Regions from separate parts of the Mus musculus genome. Here regions 1 and 2 are each linked to region 3. The links are chromatin loops, found by intact Hi-C in ENCODE. Cell type or tissue: left cerebral cortex. All regions are shown on one strand.

The links. Hi-C counts contacts between places; a loop is a spot of excess contacts. Peaks named below come from ENCODE experiments on the same cell type or tissue, not always from the same donor. Only the 100,000 strongest peaks of a DNase experiment are listed, where the experiment ranks them.
Region 1: it touches region 3 in a loop (2.6-fold over the local background); 5 of 42 quality-filtered maps call a loop at or near these places.
Region 2: it touches region 3 in a loop (3-fold over the local background); 3 of 42 quality-filtered maps call a loop at or near these places.

What each region holds. Positions count from the first base shown.
Region 1 is chr1:11,138,935-11,141,434 of GRCm38, forward strand. It overlaps Prex2 (phosphatidylinositol-3,4,5-trisphosphate-dependent Rac exchange factor 2), which reads left to right. Exons shown (of 40, transcript NM_029525.1): 16 at 1,022-1,164; 17 at 1,302-1,394. Among named protein-coding and RNA genes, the nearest start is that of Gm24173, 5.9 kb to the left of the region's middle. In left cerebral cortex, a CTCF peak has its summit at 1,178 (motif pointing left); a DNase peak (open chromatin) is centred at 1,170.
Region 2 is chr1:11,412,931-11,415,430 of GRCm38, forward strand. A830018L16Rik (RIKEN cDNA A830018L16 gene) reads left to right here and starts at 1,175. Exons shown (of 14, transcript NM_001160369.2): 1 at 1,175-1,707. The coding sequence starts at 1,639. In left cerebral cortex, a CTCF peak has its summit at 1,322; a DNase peak (open chromatin) is centred at 1,210; H3K4me3 peaks cover 2,156 bases; H3K27ac peaks cover 1,933 bases.
Region 3 is chr1:11,564,192-11,566,691 of GRCm38, forward strand. All of the region lies in intron 5 of A830018L16Rik (RIKEN cDNA A830018L16 gene), which reads left to right. Among named protein-coding and RNA genes, the nearest start is that of A830018L16Rik, 150 kb to the left of the region's middle. In left cerebral cortex, a CTCF peak has its summit at 1,339 (motif pointing left); DNase peaks (open chromatin) are centred at 977, 1,324 and 2,039; H3K27ac peaks cover 273 bases.

The sequences.
Region 1 (2,500 bases), 430 kb before region 3:
CTACTATGTCTATTAGTCAGGGTTCTCTACAGTCATAGAACTTATGGAATGTCTCTATATTCTAAGGGATATACTGGAATGACGTACAGTCTACAGTCTAACTAACCCAACAATCGGCAGCTATGAACAGGAAGTTCCAGAATCTAGTAGTTGCTCAGTCCCATGAAACTAGTTGCTTCAGCTGGTCCTTGGTATAAGCTAGAATCCTGAAGAAGTAGGCTCCAACACACTGCACTGGTAAATAAATACAAGCAGGTGAGGAAGAAGAAAGCCTTCCTTCTTCCATTGTCCTTAAGTAGGCCTCCAGCAGAAGGTATTGCCCAGATTAAAGGTGTGTACTATTACACCTGGACCTAAGCTGTTCTTCACTTGATACTTGCTCTGTCCCAGTCTTACCATACTCAGAGATCTTCTTGCCTCTGTCTCCTGGGATTAAAGGCATGCATCATCTTGCCTGGGCCTAAGCTTTTCATGGCCACTGTGCTTCAAGATCTGAATTAAAAGCCTTTGTCTTCCAACTTCAAGATCTGGATCACAGGGGTGCCCTCCATTTCTGATTGTAGTTCATTCTAGATATATTCAAGTTGACAACAGGGAATAGCTATCGCAGTGTAACCCAGTTGAAGTTTCCCATAAAGATGCAGGACATTAAGCAGGATTATCTTCTGAAAGTGGAAAATGCCCTGTGTTTTTGCATTTAGAGTGTATGAGATTTAGGAGTTACTGTATTTTTTTTCCTTAAATTTTGAATTGCATTTGGACAAAGGGAGATTAAAATCTCAACACTGAGAAGATGATACTCACTTTAAAATGGAAAATCCTACAGATAACAGTAATTTACAGGAAAAGTAGGCATAGGTCATTGAAGGAATGTGAGGGGTATCTGTGGGAAACCTTGTTCTAGGAATCCAGTGCTGAACTTATGGTTGGCAAGAATTCCCTGAGTGTGTGTGTATTGGTGTGGAAAATGAGCTTGGGATTTGAGTTTGCTGACATTATTTGAATCTCTCCATTTCTTTAGTCCTAGAAAAAAGTGAATTCAAAGATGAGCCTCTACTTTTCCGCTTTTTTGCTGATGAGGAAATGGAAGGATCAAATATGAAGCATAGGCTTATGAAACATGACTTGAAGGTTGTGGAGAATGTCATAGCTAAGTCACTGTTGGTAAGCTGCTGCCACCTTCTGTTTCCTTCTGGGCAGTGATTAGCACAAGAACACAGTAACATGTTGATGCTTTCCATGTATTTCAGTGTAAAGACCTCCTCATTCTTTATCAGTAACGTTAGTATTTTACATTTCAGATTAAATCCAACGAAGGCAGCTATGGCTTTGGCCTAGAAGACAAAAACAAAGTTCCAATAATAAAATTAGTGGAAAAGGGGTCGAATGCCGAGGTAATATAAAAAAAAATATTCGCATTTTTGTTGAAGTTTGTCATGCAATACAGTGCCAAAGTGAAATCAACAGCTATGTTTATTGAAGATGCTGTCTCTGAATAATCATGTACTGAGGTTCTTTTATAGTATTGGGTTTGTACCTCTGGGACTGTGTCTTAGTGATGACTGAGAATGGGAAGTGCTGATATTCCAGAGATCTATAGCTCTGAATTGAAGAGTCCCCAAGTGATGTGTTTTGTGTCCCCAGTATTGTCCCAATCATTGATTCTATTCTAGAATTTTTTGGAAGGTGCATAGGGTGTGACAGTTGTCCTAAGTCTACCAGATGGCTCTTCTATTCAACCAAAGGAAATATTTTTTATCTTCTGCTTCTGTTGTCTTTTCTAAGAATGTAATTTCCATCATAAAAGCAAATACTTTGACTTTTTCATTAAATCAGTTGACATCTTCTCACATCACTAGGTTTTTAAAGAGTGGACTCTTATGATTGTTGTTGCCTTCATTGAGAAATATTCATTTGATAGCAGTTATATATTAGCATTTTAGATTCTAGGATTCTAGACATTTAGAAAGCAGATGACGTTCCCTGTTCTGAGCTGGAAACTTTGATGTTTTTCCTGTATATACACGAGGAACTGGGTTTGATAAACAAAACCCGTTGTTTTGTTTTGAATGTGGTGTGTGTGCTTGTAATCCCATGCTTGGGAGGTGGAAGTCGGTGAAGCCCTGCATTCACAGGCCAGCTATCCTATGCTGCTTGGTGATTACCAAGCCACTGAAAGACCTATCTCAAGAAATGATGTGACAAGGTGGGTATCACTTGAGGAACAACAACTAGGGTTGCTCTCTGGCTGCCACATGCATGCACATACATGTACATACTACATTCTATACATACCACACACACACACAAATGAATTCTGTCTTTGTCTCTTTTCCTCTCTGTATCAGTTTTTATTTCTCGCTGCCTCTCCTTCCCTCCATCTTCCTCCTTTTCTCCCGGTTTTCCTCCTCCTTGCTTCTCTCCCTCCTTTCTTCTCTTTCCTCATTGAGCTTACCAGTGCTGTACCTCAATGATACTGGATTTAAAAACTATCCTGCTA
Region 2 (2,500 bases), 150 kb before region 3:
ATCTCCCAATCTTATGAAAAAGTACATAAGTAACTGTAGTTTTGAACTGTTACAGGAAATACGTGACAGACCAGGACTCCTCACTGTTCATTACTCCTGCCTGTACCTGGTGGGTCATGAGGCTGATTGTAAAAGTAACAGCTCTGACATCTTTCCACCCCAAATCATGTCTGCTTCGAGTTATCAATAGTGGCTAATAGCCCAATTCCTCTAGTAGATTTCGTGTATGTGAATTATTAAAGGCAATTATTATAATACTTCCTGGAACAATCCATTCTCATCTTAACTATTGCACAATGCTTAGATAATTTAAAACGGAGAGAAAAAGCTTGGACAGATACAGGTCACAGAAACCTGAACACAGTGCAGAAAAAGAAGAAATCTACACTGTCGCAGTTGGTTTTAAAGAAATCCGTGCCTATTATTGTAGAGACAGCCAACAGTTTTAGTATAAACGTTCTGATTTGGCAATACAAAATGGTTTAGAACCAGACAACTCATCTTTGGGGTTTTAGTGCTTTATATCGTTTTTTGGTTTTTTAAATGCAAAGAACTCTACACGGAACCTTGTGATAACTGCAGATCTTAACCTTGAAAAGTCGTCTCATAGTAAGAAGGTATGAGGTAAAGTTGATGTGCTTCTGAAGTATCTGGAGGAATAACTGTTGGGTGGGAGCTCAGAGCCCCTGAGCTGTAGCCAGAGGTGTAGCAGACAGAGCTGAAGGTGTAGGCAAACTTGGAAGCAGAGAGAGCTGGCTTGCTTTTGTTTCATCTCCCTGCCAAATGCCTAAGGGTTGCTTCCAGCCTTTGGGTGTCTGTACTTCGGGAATTTTCAATCAGTTCTCAGGCAGCAACGCCGGTTGTGGCTGACTTGCTCAAGGCCAAGATAGATATATCTGTTCCTTTCTTTTTTCTTTTTAACATAAGCAACTTTGTTTTCGCGGCAAAACCCAGCCATAGTTCTCATCTCCGGCTTTTTCTCATCCCAGCCTAGTGAAGGCAGAGCGCTGGGCCAGGAGAAGATCAAGCTGAGTGGTTTGGAACTGCGGGTGTAGCTGCCAAGGAGTAGCCAACAAGCACCAGATTTATGTGCACTTTGAAAGAAGCACCTTTACCATTGGCTTTTTGAGCGGCTCTGTCGCTAGGGAGCGAGCACCGCCTCGGGGAGCAGCTTGGGTGCTGGTTCCTGGCAGCCAGGAGCTGGGCGCACACCGTGGCGCGCTCTGGGCGGTTCCGCGCGCTGTCGCCCCTGCGGCCGGCGCTGTCCCCCGCTCGGCTCGCGAAGGCACTGCACAGACACTCGCCTTCGGCCACCGGCTCCTGCTGCTGCTGCCGCCCAGAGGACAGACCAGCCTCTGCCCGCGATTTCGCCTCGGCGGCGGTGCTGCGGAAAGCGGAGAGCGGGTGGGCGCGAGCTGCAGGATGCGATGTAGTTCTCTCCTTGCCTCGGAGTTGTCTGAGTTGGTAGAGCCTCGCCCGGGTTCCCTGAGCCCTGCTCCCTTCGGGCTCGCTGCTAACGGAGTTGCTAGCCATCGCTGTGCCAGAAAGCTCAGGCTCGGAGCTCCTGCCCTGGGGTAGAGTAGAGCTGTCCCCAGCCGAGGCGCATTGTCTTCTCTCTGCTGACCCATCTGTTTTCTCATGGCATCTCGTCAACAAACCCGAATCCAGGCTTACCTGGAGAAAAACAAGATCGGTCCTCTGTTTGAGGTAAGGAGCCCTGGTGGGGAATGGTCCCGCTCTCTTTGAAGGCGGTGGTGGTGGTGCAGGAAAAAAAAAAAAAAAAATCAGAATTTTCTTAAGCAAAGGTAGGGGGCTGAGCAAATGCGCGGGAGAGGGAGGACTGTCCCACTAGGTGTTCTGGAACGCGGCCCTGCTGGCACTTGGCCAGTTACCTAGACACTGACAGGTGAGCTCTGGAGGGCCTAACTTCAGCCTAACAGGACAATTGGAGCCATCTGACTGTCATGCATCTAGTAGCCATATGGCAGGACTAAGGTTGAGACAGGTAATCCAGGTGTACATCTACACACACACACACACACACACACACACACACACACACACACACACCGGGAATTCACACTATCTTGCATATTGAATTTTCTTCTTTTAAATATGGGCAGTCGTAGAACCTAAAAAGGTGGAGGGGTTGCCCGGCTGGGGGAAAAATGTTAAAGCTGGTCCAGTGGCTGAAACTAGAACCCTTTGCACTGTTCTCAGAGATGGAAAGGAGCAGAGAAGGGTTTTAGGAAAACATGCCTGTTTTCTGAGGACACAGTCTTGAGATGTTTTCCTTCGCCTTCAAATAATTAATGACAAGAACACAGTGAAGAAAAAAGCTAAGCAAGAGGGAAAATCTGACCTAGGGGCAGAAAGCAGGCACCACCTAAGTGCTACGGTTCAGCAGGTTGTCAGGGTGCTGACCCCAAGCTGAGGAAGTGTGGAGTGCCAGGTACTCAAGTAGCCAGGCTCACCTGGGATGCCTGAGGTTCCGCAGTCT
Region 3 (2,500 bases):
TAGTAATACAACTTTGATATTTTTAAAATGTATGTCTGAGTCGCTTAAAAAAAAAAAGCCCAAAAGTCTGGATATACTCTTTGACAAGGTTTCTGTCAGTAACCATCATGGTGTTTTAAACCTAGTTTTAAACCTAGTTGAATAGCTATGTATGGAGAACAGCAAGTGGAGGGAGAGCCAGCTGCACTCTCCCACCTTTGTACATCATTTCTACTCTCTCTCTCTCCCTCCTTCCCTCCCTCCATCTGTCTGTCATTCTCCCTCCCTCTCTCCCTCTCTTCCTCTCTCCCTCTCCCCTTCCCTCCCTCTCCCCCTCTCTCCTTCCCTCTCCCTCTCCCAGTCCCCCTCCCCCTTTCCCCCCTCTCCCTCTCCTTCCCCCTCCCCTTCCTTCTCTCTCTCTCCCTCCCTCTCTCCTCCCTCATTCCTTGCTTTCCTAGGTCATGAAAAATGTTCACAATTTGCAAAAACTTAAATACTGTGGCCTGCTCTTGCAGATCCCTGCCTTTTTTCCCCTCTAAGCTCCCCTATACAACCTGGACACCTGACCTGTAACTAAGAACTTGTGGAGCTTTCACTGACTGTCCCACCTCCCCTCCTCCTGAGTAACGGTGAAATTGTTGTACTTTATTGATGAGCTCAAGGACTCCCCTCTCTCTTATTAATCTCTTTTAAATTAATTTATCAATTTACTTCACATATCAATATCAGCCCCCTCCTCCCAGTAGCCCTCACACAGCTCCCCTTCCCTTCTCTGAGAAGAGATAGCCTTCCCCTCTGATGTAACAAACACTCCCCTCCCCAACCCCCATCCTCTCACTGAAGCCAGGCAAGGCAGCTCAGATAGAGGACCTGGATCCACATGTGGGCAACCAACTGGTTCAGGTCCAGCCCTGCACTGGTTGTATCTTCACTGAAATGGATTTGGATATCACGAGAGTGACTTAGGTCTGCCTTGACACGTGCTCAGATGCCTTCCACCTCCAATGTACATCCCTTCCCACACGCTTTCTTCTCAGTACTGGGCGAGGAGGCAGGGAACGGTAGTCCAATCCACAAATCTACACAACAGTGCTCATTTTAGTCACTTAATCTAATACTTGTTTCTGAAAACTTCATGAAAATTTACAATGTTTATTTCAATTGAGGGAAACAGTAATTTTTCTTTTTGAAAAGATATTTAAAAAGATTTTTTGTCAGTGAACAAAATCTTGATGACTTTCATCTTGATGCCGTTCATATTTGATGTTCAAGGAGAGGGTAGAGGATCCCAGGCTTTCAAGAAGACCCAGACCCTCTGCCAGTCGCGCGGAAGCATCACTGTCCCGCAGCACCCCCGTGTGGCCATAAAACTCACAGTTTTGAATTTTCTTGACCTAAAAAAGATCCAAGTTCAGACACCTGTAAATACAAGACTTTTTATTTTTATTTTATTATTTTTTAAAATTTTATAGTAGTTCTTTTTTAGGGGAAAGAATTTCTAATATAATCATAATGTTTCTACCTTTCCTTTGCTTCCTTGAATTCCTCCCATATAATCTTCTCCACTCTCCTTCAAATCCATGCCTTCTTTTCCACCCATAAGTACATTCACACACATAGTATGTGTACATATATTAGAAATCCTTTCCCGTAAAAAAGAAATACTACAAAACTTTGAGAAACCAGTCCTGTTCAGGTATGCCTTCTGGAATCTAAATACATATCTCACTGTCTGTCTGTCTGTGTGTCTGTCTGTCTGTACTGATACTAGGTTCACATAGGCCAGGATAGCTTTGAACTCACTCTATTAAGCTGTGTAAAACCTTGGCTTTCTGATCCACTCACATCCACAGTCCTAGCCCTAGAAATGCAGATATGCATTACTAAAGCTGGTTTGTGTGTGCTAGGATCCTGGCATTCAAGCCCTCTAGCAACTAAGCTGTGGCCCTTCTAGCTTCTCTTACTTTTCTTGCCTCCCTCACATTTTATACTTTTCACTTGGAAAAAGCACCCAGATCAACTGCTTTCTCAGTCTCTGATGCTAGGATGTTTTACTTAAGATGAGTCAGCAGAGGAAACGGGCAGAATCTGCCTGGAAGTTTTTCCTAGAACTTCTGCGGCCTGCCAAACTACGTACCTATGCCCAAGGCTAGAATTCATTCTCGGTCTTATGCCTCACATCTGTACTTCATGCTTAATTTTCCGCTTTGCTGTTCAGATGCTACACTGTACTCACCAAAGTCTAGAGGAGTAAGTGGGGTCAAAAAGACAATGCCTCTAGGTGGTAAAGTCTGTTTATTTTCATGTTCCTGGCCGACCGTCTAGCCTTCCTAAGTCATTCTTGAATATGCCTAAGAGCACACAGTGACTTCATGGAAATGTGCCTTCTGATCAGACACTATGTGTATCTGTATTTTTTCATCAGAAAAGAAGAAACCACCCATATCAATCAGCATGGGACTGACTCTTGAGTCTTTCATTTCAGAAATATGTACCATGTCCTGCTCCTGCAAGGAATTGT